2 separate regions of the Homo sapiens genome follow, and region 1 is linked to region 2. A link is a contact called in ENCODE Hi-C data. All regions are on one chromosome and are shown on one strand. Each heading gives the region's core, a stretch centred on a gene start or an enhancer-like site at or near the end of the contact. The rest is flanking DNA. Distances are from core to core; before and after follow the strand shown.

What was found. Hi-C counts contacts between places; a loop is a spot of excess contacts on that map. Pooled maps may share reads with other maps.
Region 1: a map of B cell shows a loop between it and region 2 (19-fold over the local background). The contact joins the promoter of ERG28 here to the promoter of DCAF4 in region 2. A Hi-C loop is called at or near these places in 3 of 168 maps with a recorded cell type or tissue (B cell, CD4-positive, alpha-beta T cell and naive thymus-derived CD4-positive, alpha-beta T cell) and 7 of 50 pooled maps.

The regions. Positions count from the first base shown.
Region 1 is chr14:75,655,734-75,662,539 of GRCh38, forward strand. It overlaps ERG28 (ergosterol biosynthesis 28 homolog), which reads right to left and starts at 5,143. Exons shown (of 5, transcript NM_007176.4): 1 at 5,042-5,143; 2 at 1,637-1,800. The coding sequence starts at 1,769. It overlaps TTLL5 (tubulin tyrosine ligase like 5), which reads left to right and starts at 5,513. Exons shown (of 32, transcript NM_015072.5): 1 at 5,513-5,654. RefSeq lists a silencer at 5,205-5,254 and an enhancer at 5,365-5,584.
Region 2 is chr14:72,920,458-72,927,713 of GRCh38, forward strand. DCAF4 (DDB1 and CUL4 associated factor 4) reads left to right here and starts at 6,007. Exons shown (of 14, transcript NM_015604.4): 1 at 6,007-6,086. RefSeq lists enhancers at 4,119-4,985, 5,386-5,485, 5,776-6,045, 6,717-7,256 and a silencer at 6,216-6,275.

The DNA.
Region 1 (6,806 bases), core at 3,893-6,392, 2.7 Mb after region 2:
CGTATTCTCTGGAGGAGGGCCCCAGGCATAAGTATTTTCTAGAAACTCCCTGTTTGGGTAATTTAAATGCAAAACCATTGAGCTAAGGCATCCAGTGGCTCGGGGATGCCAAAACAGTGAAAGCAAAGATACTTCCTTTGCTGGTCTACTACCTGCTGAGTAAGATAAATTTTAAGGGACAAAATTGACAACTGAAAAGTCTACTAATGTTTACTTGGGCTTTAAGGATTTTTCCAGCCTTTGGAAAATCAGACAGCTCTCCCAAATTCACAATACTGAAGACCATTAGATGGTAGTGAGAAAAAATTCCATATGCCAACCAAATATCTAGCATTAGCCCTGGATAGCTATATTCTTTATAAACCAATTTGATAATGAGAAGACTAAGGACGTTTCTCTAGTTAAGAGTACTCAACCAGCCCTAACCAGATTAGGTATGAGGTGAAATTCTGTGGGACACTTTAGAGCACTGCTACTTTCAGAAGAGTACCATGAAGGCCCCTAGATCACAAGGGAGATGGCAGCCTCAGCTTCCGTGCTGGCTGAACACACACACACACACACACACACACACACACACACACACACACATAAAGTTCTGCTCAGCTATATGCCTTTAAGTCACATGACCTCTGGACCTCTTTGCCTCAACTTTAAACTCAAAGGGCTAGACCAGATGACCTCTAAAAATGTGTGAATCTATATAGGGTTCCATGACCACCTGAGGGCAGCATTTGAAGGTGAAAAGATGGAATTATTCTGCTCACTTTCCCAGGTTCTTTACTCTTATTATATTTGAGCTTTCTTAAAATGAGCCTTAGCCTACTTAATTTCATTTTATACTCAGACACTGCAGAAAAACGAGCTAGGTCAGAGCCTGAATCTGGGTTAGCTATAAATGTGACACAGAATTGTCATCTGCTGTGAAACAGTGCTGCAGCTTAAACTACCCCACACATCAGCGTGATGAAGTGGAAGCTGAAATGGACACTCTCAGTAGAGAGGCTCAGGAAGCCAGGAAAGGCTGCCATGGGCCTTCTTAAGTTTCATTTTGGGAGACCAACTTGAAGGGATTTTAAATACCTTCTCAGGGACTATGTCACGGAAGACCTTGAATTAATAACTCTCCATCTGTAACATGGAATATGAGTCATGTAAGCCCCAGAATCATGTAAACCTGATTCTGAAGAGGGCTTTGAGATATATGTAAAGCTTCTTTATGGCTTTCTTGTCAGGCATCACAGAGTCACCAAGTAAGTCTATTTCCTCACTTGCCCTTATAATGCTTTTTTTTTTTTTTTTTTAAATACATGAATTGCCCAGGGCAGTGTAAAATCAATGAAAAGTATTCAGAGAAGCTTGGGGGAAAAAGGGTCAAGTGCTCACCACAAAGTCTATTACTCCAGTAGCTGCCAAAGGCTAGCTAAGGCAGCATCAGAATCATCTGGGAAGTGTTTTAGCAACTGGATTCCTGAGCTCCACCCAGGTTCAATAAATAGGTTTGGTGAGGGAAATGGGTACCTGTGTTTGTTGACGTTTCCTAGGTTACTCTGATGTACAGCCTGGTTTGGGAACCACAGCATAGGGCCAGTCCTATAAGTCCTATAAAGGATGCAGAAATTCTTTGATTTCTTACCAAGGTTTGGCTTGCCAGTGTAGAGCTTTTCATAGAGAAAAGTGTGGTCTCGGAAGCTCTGCAGCGTGTTCCCCATGGCTATGATGGACACCATAACCAGCCAACTTCTTAACACATTCAGGAAACGGCTCATGACTCCCCTCAAACGTGGGAGGGCTTTTTGCCTTGGAAACAAAGGCAGAGGACATGAGACAATGAGGGCCAGTCTATGTTAACCATAAGCAGGAAGGGAGGAAGAATGAAGCAGGCCAAAAAAAGAAATTCAGTCACACTAATAGTGGTGAATGAACAGTATACTTTGCAATAAGTGGCACAGTACTTATCCTTGTCTAAGCAATTTCTCCAAAATATTACCCTAAATCAGAACTCCTTTTTCTGGGTTGGAATCAGTCCTCTATCTTTACTTCTATACCTTCATGTTTTCATGCCATTCCTTCGTAATGCAAATAGCTCAAAGGCGATTATAACTATACTCACAGACACCTGCCTGGCTATTGATGACGGATTCTTCCAAGTGTATGGAACTTTATAAATTTGAGTAGGACTTATGGTGTGAGGTCACTATTTACATCCCTAGGTTTTCTGGACTCTGGTTCTCAGGTATACCATGCTCCATAAACTAGAAGAACAATCTAAAAGTTAAAAATAAACTGCTGTGTGTCAACTCCAAATAAAATCCTAAGCCCATCACGGACTGAACAGAGCCCCTCTTGGCCTAGGGGACCCCAGAAAAATCCTAAAACTGAGCTCCTGGCCATGACAAGATGGGAGGTCTGACATGCCCTGTTATATTCGTTGTGTTTTCAGGTTTAGAGACAGCAACTTACCAGCATTAAAGTTAAAATAGAGATCATAAGAATGACACAACAGATTCTTTGTGCAATAAGATACCAAATTATAAACAAGACCTAAGGCCATGCCAGGCAAGGGTTAAGTTACACACTCCTACATTTAAAGAATAAAAGTTATATTCTGCCACAAGGTTTTTTTTTTCTCCAGCAGCTAGATGAACACTGGCCTTGAGATAAGCAATATTAAAACAATTGCAGCTCATCCAGCTCACAGAGGCTGACTACCTGACCCCTGTTCCACCAGTTGTAACTACAGCTTTGATTGGACAAGAGACTGATTTCAGTAATTTTCTCCAGATAAGACCACCAACCGTGGACTGCTCCTGGCCAGTTTAGCAGGATCACACACTTGAGTGTCTTGGTGTCCTGAAAAGACTTTTTGACGTATAGAGCCTAGGTGTGATAGACTTAAATGTTAGGTCTCCACTCCAAAGTGAACAGGGTTCATATGTGGTTACATATGTTTGTTCAATATGCATGTGTCAGGACAACCTTCAGGAATATTCACAGCTCCTCCTGTAACCTGTCGAATGTGTATGTTTAGCAAACCTGTTCAGCATGAAGCTCTACCCCAAACCCTTCTCCTTCAAAGTAACTGTCTCTGGTCTTGGTGGGAGGCACTCTTCCCTGTTGGGTGGCTGTAACCCTTTGCAAGAGATAAAGCCTCTTTTCCTTTTTTCCAAATTTATAAATTGTGTGTGTTTAAGTTAACGTGTGAGTTTAGGACTAGTAAGAAAATTATATAGCGAAGGAAACAGCAATCTTGGTGTTGGGTTGCAAGAAAATAATAGGTTTCAGTCATTGAGCACTTACACCGTGAACTGTGCCAAGCACCTAACATATATTACCATTTAATCTTTACAATGAGGTAAGCAGGCACTATTAATATTTCCATCTTACAGATGAGGGTTGGAACAGAGAGGTTAAACAAGTTTCTTAAGGTCACACAGCAAAGTTGGCAGAGCTGAGATAAGAATCATGGTCTGCTGGACTGCTGCAGTGCTACCTCATTGTTTGAGACTATTTTAATGAAGTTCCCATTTTTTGAGAAAGAAAAGCATACCATATCCACTTTTGTCTTCAAGTTGTATGGAAAATACAATTAGATTACATACTTTTTGTTTTTTAATTTATTATTTATTTATTTATTTTTTTGAGACAGGGTCTTGCTCTGTCACACAGGCTGGAATGCAGTGGCATAGTCATGGCTCATTGCAGCCTTGAAATCAAAGGCTTAAGTGATCCTCCTACCTCAACCTCTCCACTTGGGCTCAACTGATCCACTCACCTTGGCCTCGCCTCCCAAATGCTGGGATTACAGGTGTGAGCTACAGCACCCAGCCTTTTTTTTTTTTTTTTTAAGGCTTAGTTCAACTCTTGTTGAGTAGTAATTTCAGTTAGTCTGATTTAAATAAAACCAAAATAGATAAATAATCTAATAATGGAATGACTTTTTCCCATCCTCATTATTATTTTCTTGGTCCACGGTTTATCTGTTGTCAGGTTAACCTCTTGGGCCTGAAGTGGTAATAAACTAACAGGCTTTCTTTGTCACTTTGGCAATACAAGTTTCGGTATTGTTCTCTGCTACCCAGTGGGACAGATATTAAAGTCAGCAATGGCCCAAGACAGTGTGAAACACCGCCGCCCCCCCCCGCCAACTCCCCGCCCCAAACAAGCAATAAAGAGATCTAGAGAAGGAAGGGTGAATTGATGAGCCCTTCAGGGAGAGCTGGATCACAAAGGTGGTCTCTGTCGAAGATCAGAGAGACTGAGGGTCTACTGGACATCACAGGCCATTATCATTTGGGCCAAGATCCACCCATCCTCTTTATTTTCTCACTCTCTCTCAAGAGGAGACTCCTCCGGGGTTTAGAAAAGCTGCATGGATGCACCTCTCCACTTTTCTGCACAAGTATGCCTTCCATTTCACAGAAGTGTTATCTGTTAGAAATCCCAACAGATAGCTGATGAGGACAGAGCCTGAGCACTTCTGAATTGCTCTGCCAATTTCTCAACCTAATTTCCCTAAAGCTTAAGGGCCTCTTAGAGTGTATACAACATCTATTTCCAAATTTTGTCCTGGCCCTGGCCCAGCCCAGCCAAGCCCAGCCCAGCATAGGTGTGCTGTTAAAACTTAATCAGGAGAAAGGGATTCTTATCCTGGCCCTACCACTTAGTAGCTGTGTGACCCTGGGTAAGTCATTTACACTTTTCAGTCTCGGTTTCCTCATCTGCAAAATGGAGATAGAAATATCAACCCGAAGGGCTATTGTAAGAATTATATGACAAAAAGTGAAGGCTCTTTGTACAGTGCTAGGCTCATAGTGGCTGCTCATTCGCTCATCCATTCCTTCGTTCCTTGAATTCACCAAGCCTTCTCCATCTTCCTAGCTCCCCCTTGTCATCGCCTCTCGAAACCTTTTCCCCCCAAAAGGTTGCCTTCCAGTTATCTTCCTTCCATCCCACCTCCATTTTTCCAGACTCTCCGGATCCTCTCAATCAGAAGCAACACAGACACCTACATCCCTCTTCTCCCCCATATTCTCCTTACCTGGCGACCGGGCCCCCAGCACAGCAGTGGCAGCAGCAGCCGCTGCCGCAAACAAGCTCCCCCAGGACAGCTCCAGCCCGGAGTCCACCTGAGCCATTTGTCCCCGCCCCCTCCCTCAGCCCTGCTCCAGGATTGGGCCGTTTCCGTCAGTACTCTCTCTGATTGGCTGTCCCGGTTTCGCCCGAGCAGGAGATGGGGAGTGAACCCCTTTACTGCCAATCAGCGGTTGCCGCTGCCTAAGCCTCTCCCCAGGTACGCCGCTCACGCCGTAAGCCCTCCTGTTGGACCTAGCGGAACTCCGGGTTTGGAGTCAACCTCTTAGGGGCGGAGAAAAAAACAGCGGAAAAAAAAAAAAAAAAGAAGACTCCCTTCAGCTGAGGGCAGGGCTCTGCGCCCGCGCTGCGCGGCGGTGACGACATTCGCCCGCGTCCGCAGCTGAGCGTTATGAGCGCCTGCGCAGTGGCTCCGAGCGGGCGGTTGCTTGTTGGTTGTTGTAGTAACCGGGGAAGCAGCCGTCGGCGGCTGCCCTGAGCCTTCCTGGGGAAGGAGGAGGGAGGTAGGCGCAGAGCGCGGTCCACGCCTGCTCGCCCCGAACCATGGGAAGATGAGACAGGTAAACGCCTGCGCCCGCGCGCTTCCCTACCCTAGGGAGGAGCATTCCCGGGTCCGGGCTGGCGCCTGCAGCAGGACTTCCCGCTCAGAGCCCGGGAGTAGCTGTTGGCTTCCGGGCGCGCCGCGTTGAATCGCGGCTGCGGGGTCGTCCCGTCCTTCCCGGGGGGAGCATCTGCGGACCTACGTGGGATTGGGGTGAGCTGGGGGTGGGGCTGAGAAGCAGATTCCTTTCGGGAGAGGAGTCTCCTTAGGTGAGTATCTCTACTCTTCTTCCGATAGACCTGTTTCTCCCCGCTCTGCAGGCAGCCTAGGAGAGGTTGGCATCCCTTCCCGTTTGGAGGTTTTGTTTGTTTAAACTTAAAGGGCTTCCCAGCATTTTGGGAAAGATCAAGAAATCCCGTTGAGAATCCCCTGAAGAAAGCCATTGAAGTTGTTAGACATTGCCTATTGCGCCGAAGATCTTTGATCATTATCGGGGTCTGTTTTTTTTTTGTCTTATTTACAGTCTCATCGTATTTATGAATGCATGGAAAAGTTAAGAAGGATTGACAGCAAGTAATTATCGCTGAGTAATTTGGGATTATGGTCATTTAAACATGTTTCTTTTATTTGTAGTTCCTATTTCTTCTTCTGACACACACAACGAACATGTACTTTTTTACTTTAGAAAAAATATTTTAAGTTAGAAATGCAGTGTTGGAAATTTCCTAATTTCATCGTCTATTTGAGAGTCGTACCAAACTTTGTGATTTTTAGGAAGAATAATTTTTAAGAGTGGAAGGGCATTCCTCCCCTCCCCCACCTATTTATATGGACCTTTGATTCAAGAGAATATATTCATCTTTCGGTTCATTGTTGAATTTATTTTACTGGAAACATGATGGCATCTTGTCAGCGTGCTTGTCATAGAGTCTAAATAAATGTTGGCAGGGGTTTTTTGTTGTTTTTTTTTTTTTGAGACGGAGTTCACTCTTGTTGCCCAGGCTGGAGTGCAATGGCGCGATCTTGGCTCACCGCAACCTCCGCCTCCCGGGTTCAAGCGATTCTCCTCCCTCAGCCTCCCGAGTAGCTGGGATTACAGGCATGAGCCAGCACACCCGGCTAATTTTTTGTATTTTTTTTTTTTTTTTTTAGTAAAGACGGGGTTTCTCCA
Region 2 (7,256 bases), core at 4,757-7,256:
TGGGGGACAAGGGAGCAAAAAGAGAATAGTCACATCACCTGACCCAAAGTAGCCCCCAGTCACTTCTTATCACATCATCTTGTCTTGTCATTGTACTTACCATTATTTTTATTTTATTTTATTTTATTTTATTTTTTTTTTTTTGAGACAGAGTTTCGCTCTTGTTGCCCAGGTTGGAGTGCAATGGTGCCATCTTGGCTCACTGCAACCTCCACCTCCTGGGTTCAAGCAATTCTCCTGCCTCAGCCTCCCAAGTAGCTGGGATTACAAGCATGTGCCACCACACCCAGCTAATTTTGTATTTTTAGTAGAGATGGAGTTTCTCCATGTTGGTCAGGCTGGTCTCGAACTCCCAGCCTCAGGTGATCCACCTTCCTTGGCCTTCCAAAGTGCTGGGATGACAGGCATGAGCCACCGCACCTGGCCTTTTTATTTTTATTTATCTGTCCCCCTCCCCACTTGAATGTAAGCTCTTTGAAAGGAAGGAATTTGTCTGTCTTATTCAAAATTGTATCCACACATGGAATGTTGGAGCCCAGGAAGACTAGGGAAGGCTTCCTCGTGCGTAAAGGGTACAGGGTTTCCCAGCACAGGTTCCCAGAGCCTGAGTGGGGAAGAAGGACATCTGTATTGGGTAGGGGGTGGGGGCAGAGAGAGGAGATGTCTACCTACAAAGGGATTGATCAAACAAGTAAATAAAAATAATGAGAACCTCACTGCTGGAGAAGGAAGCTACAAATACAGAAAGGGAGAAAACTAGAATCAGCCCTATATGATGGATTGGAATTGGAGATACTGGTGTAAACTCATGGTTTTCAAGATAGGTGGGTAAACTGATAGATGTACAAATAAATATAGATGTCACAGTGAGTGTGGGAGTGTGTGAGTGTGTGTTCCCAACTGTAACCATGAAGAGTGCCTTGGAACAGGGATACCGTAATAGCAATAAGCACACTTAGCATTCAGGTCTTGGCTTCTAAATACCAATTTCTATGACATGGAGATTAAATTCAATTGAATTAAATTGAATGGAGCTGAAGATTAGGTGACAGTGGTATATCAATGTCAATTTTTCAGTTTTGATGGCTATGCTTTGGATACATAGGAGAATGCCTATGTCTGTAAGAAATACAAACTAAAAGTATTCCAGACTGATGACACATCAAGTCAGTGGTTACCCTCAGGAAAAGAAAAAGAAAAATTCTGTAGTTGGAAGTTTTCTATTAGTTTGTGATTGTTTTCAAAAACAATTTTCTTAAAATGTACTTACATTCCCAGCACCTAGAACAGATCTGGCATTCCAAGTGCTCAATAAATATTTGTTGAATTAATAACTGAAAGATATAAACAGTTAGAACAAACACATGCTTAGAAAAAACACATCCAAATATTAACAGTGGTTTTTTTGGAGGGATAGATTTATCACAGGTAATTTGGGTATTTTTTCACTTTGTGCTTTTCTGCTTCTCAAGTTTTCTTAGATTATTATGCATTATTAACTGTTATATTGGTCAGGCTGCTAACCAGCTAAGACTAGTATTTTAGAGGCAAAATCTTGTCCCCAGATTTATGGGTTTCAACATTTTGTGTATTAAGTTATTGGGACCAGATCCTTGGAAACTGCTTGTCTACCCAAGTACACAGAATACGAATATGATCAGTTAATTATTGAGACATGTAACTTCCTGATGTCTAGAATATTCTTGCCCATTACCCACGGCTCCCTCTTTTCCAAAATCATGATAATGGAGTCAGTCATCAGCAGTTTGGTGAATACGTAATCATACAAAGAGGTGTAGAGAATTTTGTTGGGTATTTCATTAGGTTAGCAAAGGAACTAGAGGCTAGGGCGCGATGGTTCACGCCTGTAATTCCAGCACTTTGGGAGGCCAAGGCGGGTGGATCACCTGAGGTCAGGAGTTCAAGACCAGCCTGACTAACATGGTGAAACTCTGGCTGTACTAAAAATACAAAAATTAGCTGGGCGTGGTGGCGGGAGCCTGTAATCCCAGCTATTCGGGAGGCTGAGGCAGGAGAATTACTTGAACCCAGCAAGCAGAGGTTGCAGTGAGCCGAGACGGCGCCATTGCACTCCAGCCTGGGCAACAGAGCAAGACTCCATCTCAAAAAAAAAAAAAAGGAAATGAACTAGGGAATTGTTCTATATCAAGATTTTCAGTGACCAGCCAGATGCAGTGGCTCACGCTTGTAATCCCAGCACTTTGGGAGGCTGAGGCGGGCGGATCACCTGAGTTTGGGAGTTCGAGACCAGCCTGACCAACATGGAGAAACCCCATCTCTACTAAAAACACAAAATTAGCCGGGCGTGGTGGCACATGCCTGTAGTCCCAGCTACTCGGGAGGCTGAGGCAGGAGAATCACTTGAACTCAGGAGGCGAAGGTTGCAGTGAGCCAAGATCATGCCATTGCACTCCAGCTTGGGCAACAAGAGCAAAACTCCATCTCAAAAAAAAAAAAGATTAAGATTTTCAGTGACCAAGACACTCACTTGGATACTACTGAAAAAACACTGAGAAATTCTGATGAAAATGATCCTTTTTCTAGGCCCTGGATGGACTGTTACCCCACAATGGGCATGTTAATTTAATTACATTTCTCTTGCATTGATTTTATTTTGGATTAGTCTCCATGATGTGATTTGACAGGCATCCTAGTTCCTGTGGCAACTTACGTACAAGTCACCTCTTAAAATAGCCAACTCCTGCTGGGTGCAGTGGTTCACGCCTGTAATTCCAATACTTCAGGAGGCTGAGGCAGGAGGATCACTTGAGCCCAGGAGTTTGAGACCAGGCTGGGCAATATAGTAAGACCCTATCTCTATAAGAAAAAAAAGTGTTTTTTTATTTTTTTTTTTTTTATTTTTGAGATGGAGTCTTGCTCTGTTGCCCAGGCTGAAGTGCAGTGGCACGATCTCTGCTCACTGAAAGCTCCGCCTCCTGGGTTCACGCCATTCTCCTGCCTCAGCCTCCCGAGTAGCTGGGACTACAGGCGCCCGCCACCACGCCTGGCTAATTTTTTGTATTTTTAGTAGAGATGGGGTTTCACCATGTTAGCCAGGATGGTCTCGATCTCCTGACCTCATGATCCACCCACCTCTCCCTCCCAAAGTGCTGGGATTACAGGCATGACCCACCACGCCCAGCCTGTTTTTTCTTTTTTTAAAAGGACAACTTCTGCAGTTGATTTAAACAAATGTTGATTTGTTTAAATTAACATTTAAATTTTATATTTTGGGGGATGGGAGGATGTGGGGATGGCTAATGGGTACAAAAACATAGTTTGAAAGAATGAATAAGATCTAGTATTTGAAGGCCGGGTGCAGTGGTTCACGCCTGTAATCCCAGCACTTTGGGAGGCCAAGGCGGGCAGATCACCTGAGGTCAGGATTTCAAGACCAGCCTGGCCAACATGGCAAAAGCCCATCTCTACTAAAAATACAAAAAATTAGCCAGGCATGGTGGAGGGCGCCTGTAATCTCAGCTACTTGGGAGGCTGAGGCAGGAGAATAGCTTGAACCTGGGAGGCAGAGGTTGCAGTGAGCCGAGATCACGCCACTGTACTCCAGCCTGGCAACAGAGTGAGACTCCATCTCAAAACAGACAAAAAATATATATATATTGTTTTAGTCTTTGCCATGTGCCAGATATTTTCCAACCTCTTTCTATAGATTCATTCCTTTTCATTACAACATTTGCCTTGGCTTCAAATTCTGGAGATGAAATGAAAAAATAATTTTTACTTTTGAAGGTAATATACACCATCTAGATACCATGCTACCTTTATAATCGCGGGTGCTTAACCAATGGGCGCTGTGCACCAAGTCCTGGGTGAGGTACTCCATCATCAGCGCTTACTCCTTACAACCTTTCTCAGTAGATGTCTTATCCTCATTCTAATCTGTGAAGAAACTGAGGTTGGAATGCCTCATGACTTGCCCAAGGCCCAGCAAGCTTCATTTGTTCACTGATTTGCAAACATTCTTTAATCTTTCATCTGTGTGTGTTGCAGGTCCCCGAGGTATATCTCATGCCCACGTCACTGTCCCCTCTGTGGACATTCAACAGAGCCTGCTGGCCGGCTGCCAGCCACTCATTGACTCAGCAAGCCCAAGCCAACTCCTCCTGCCACCTTCCTCAAGTGTCCCCTGGCTCTTCAGTGGAAAATCCAGCTTGACTCCTCCCCGAGAGTTAAGTCTGGCCGATTCTCCCTCTGAATTCTGCCTCCCATCTGTACCCCCCTTCCATCCTGGCTACCCCCACCCTGGTTTGGCCCTCACTACCTTTCACAAGGACTGTTGCTGCAATAAGTTCCTTAGGGGTCTCCCAGCTGACTTCCACAATCTTTTCTCCCCAACCCCCTACACGGTGATTTCCCAGAAGCACAGCTCTAGTCCTGTCACTTCCCAACTCTAGAACCCTCAGAGCCTCCCATTGTCTACTTTTTTTTTTCTTGAGACAGGGTCTCACTCTGTCACCCAGGCTGGAGTGCAATGGCGCTATCTCGGCTCACTGCAACCCCCGCCTCCCGGGTTCAAGCAATTCTCCTGCCTCAGCCTCCTGAGTAGCTGGGATTACAGGCGCCCGCCACCACGCCCGGCTAATTTTTTGTATTTTTAGTAGAGTTGGGGGTTTCGCCATGTTGGCCAGGCTGGTCTGGAACTCCTAGCCTCAAGTGATCCACCCGCCTCAACCTCCCAATGTGCTGGGATTTCAGGCGTGAGCCACTGCACCCGGCCTGACTACTCTTTCCCTGGCAATTGCTGCGTCACCAAGCCCCAACCCACCCTGCTGAGTTTTCCTTCCAAGACTCCCCTCCCATCCAGCCGGCTTGAACCGGCCTCCAGTCACGTTGTTTGTTCAGCTAGAATTTTTCTCTGCCTTCTCTTCAAGGCCGCTCAAGCTTCATGAAGCGGTTCTTTATTCTGACTATGCCCACTTCTCTCATTTCCCTCATCACCCGGCCCCGCTCCACATACTGCATTTATCTATAAACTCCTGAGAGCCAGGAGTTTAGCCTGAAATCCTAGCTTCCTGGTTAAGAGCTGAAATGCCTTCGCACGGCGTGCAATGGGTGAACCCCACCGCCTGCTTTCTAACGGGTCCAAGCCGCGGGCAGGGGCCTGTGTTACGGAGCCGCATGACACACCAGGCCTACTGCTGGACCCCAACAAGCCTAGCCTCTGTGAATCCAGCTGTCCTCACAAACTGTCTCTTCGGGACACAAGCCCATCAGAGGCTTCCGTTTTCCTTTCATAAGATCTCATAACCGTCAGCTGATACCTGGGACAGGCACAGCACACATAGGTCATTCTAGAAATATTGGTGGTCTGAACAAACTCTAAGCTGGAGAGGACATGAGAATGATAGATCCGATTCCTTCTCTCAACAGAAGAAATCAAGGCACAGAGAAGGGAAGAGACTCGCCCTAGGTCCCACAGCAAGCAGCAGTACTGGAGCCAACACGGAGGCCCCCCGGTTTCACGGTCAGGGCTCGCTACGCTACACCCTGAACGCAGACCCAGGGCAGCGGCCTCGGCCGCCTGAGGCCACTGCCGAAGACTTCGCCGCCAGTCGTAACATCACGTTACTTCTGTCCCTCGCCTCACAGACTCCTTCGCTCTTTCCACTACAGCGAGAGGACTTCTCCAGGGCCGCATCACCCTGCGGAGGGAGGAAGACACGGTCTCTCACGAAAGGGTCTCCAGACAGTTCCGCTGCTCCGGGAGCAGCCCCCGGCCCCGCCCCCGCGTGCGCCTGGCCCCACCCCCAAGCGCTCCATGACCAGCCTCCACGTGCATCCGCCCCAGACAGGCCAGGCCTGGGAGGAGCCGAAGCCCCACTCCCCGCCTTCTTCATGAGATCGTCCCTATTGACGTCGACAGACAGAAGCCGCGTCCAGTGAGAAGGAAAGAACGGCCGCTATAGCCCTATCGGCTGCTACAACACCAAAACGCATCCACCTAACTGGCTGACGCTACACCTTGGTCTTTCCGGGTCCTTGCACGCTTCGCTCCAACTCCTGCAGAGCTGAGCCGGAGGGGAATCCGGAAGGGACACGCTGAACAGGTAAGACTGTGCTGCCTGGGGTGCCTACTGGCATCGATTCGAGGGCTGCCGCGCTCCCGCTGCAGAGCTCGGGGTGGGAGACAGGCGCGGCGAGGAAGGCCAGGGAAAGGGGCGGGGAGGGGCGGGGAGGAGTGAGCACGTGGAACGCCGGCGCCACCGGGCCTAGGTGGCAGCTGGGCCGGCGCGCTCCGCCCGTTCTGGGGCGCGTGGGGCCCTCCGGCCGGATCAGTGCTGCAACCGTAAACACGCAGGGAGGGCACCCCGAGTGTCGCCGCTGAGGGCGTTTCTCTAAGCGCTTCTCTGAGACCTGCTGCTGAAGGCCCCACCCGACACCTGGCGGGGGCTGGGCTGCGGGCCTTGGGGCGGTGTCCCCTGTGAATGTTCAGGTCAGCATAACAGGTTAGGTGTGGTTGAAGCTTACGAAGTGGCCGGCTCTGTGCTGCCGGCTTCACAGGCGCTAACATTTGCCAGCGCTATGATGTCCTTGTCAGACGCAGAAAGGGGTGCAGTTTGGTTGTCCGTCGGGGTAGCGCACAACTAGCAAGTGATGGGGCCTGGGTTTGGCCCTCGCCTCCACTCTGAGTTGTGAGTTAGCGAGAAAGCCACGCCTCGTGGGCTCCCCGGGGGCTTCAGAAACCATGACGCCTTTCACCATGGTGTTCTACAGGCATTGTCTTGTGACTCCAGCAGCGCAGCCAGAAGCAAAGAAAACTGAGGGGACGGCTTCCTAGAGGAAACAATTCCAAAGTCCCAAACTCTGATTTTAAATAACGATGGAAATTAGAGTCGCGGTGGTGTTCTTTTTTTTTTTTTTTTTTTTTTTTTTTTGAGGCGGAGTCTCGCTGTCGCCCAGGCTGGAGTGCAGTGGCACGATCTCGACTCACTGCAGCCTCCGCCCCCGGGGTTCACGCCATTCTCCTGCCTCAGCTTCCCGCGTAGCTGGGGCTACAGGCGACCACCACCTCGCCCGGCTAATTTTTTGTATTTTTAGTAGAGACGGGGTTTCACCGTGTTAGCCAGGATGGTCTCGATCTCCTGACCTCGTGATCCGCCCGCCTCGGCCTCCCAAAGTGCTGGGATTACAGGCGTGAGCCACCGCGCCCGGCCTGAGGTGGTGTTCTGTGGGTAACCAGGCCTGGGGGTCCTACCAACAGAGGTGGAATCCCTGTT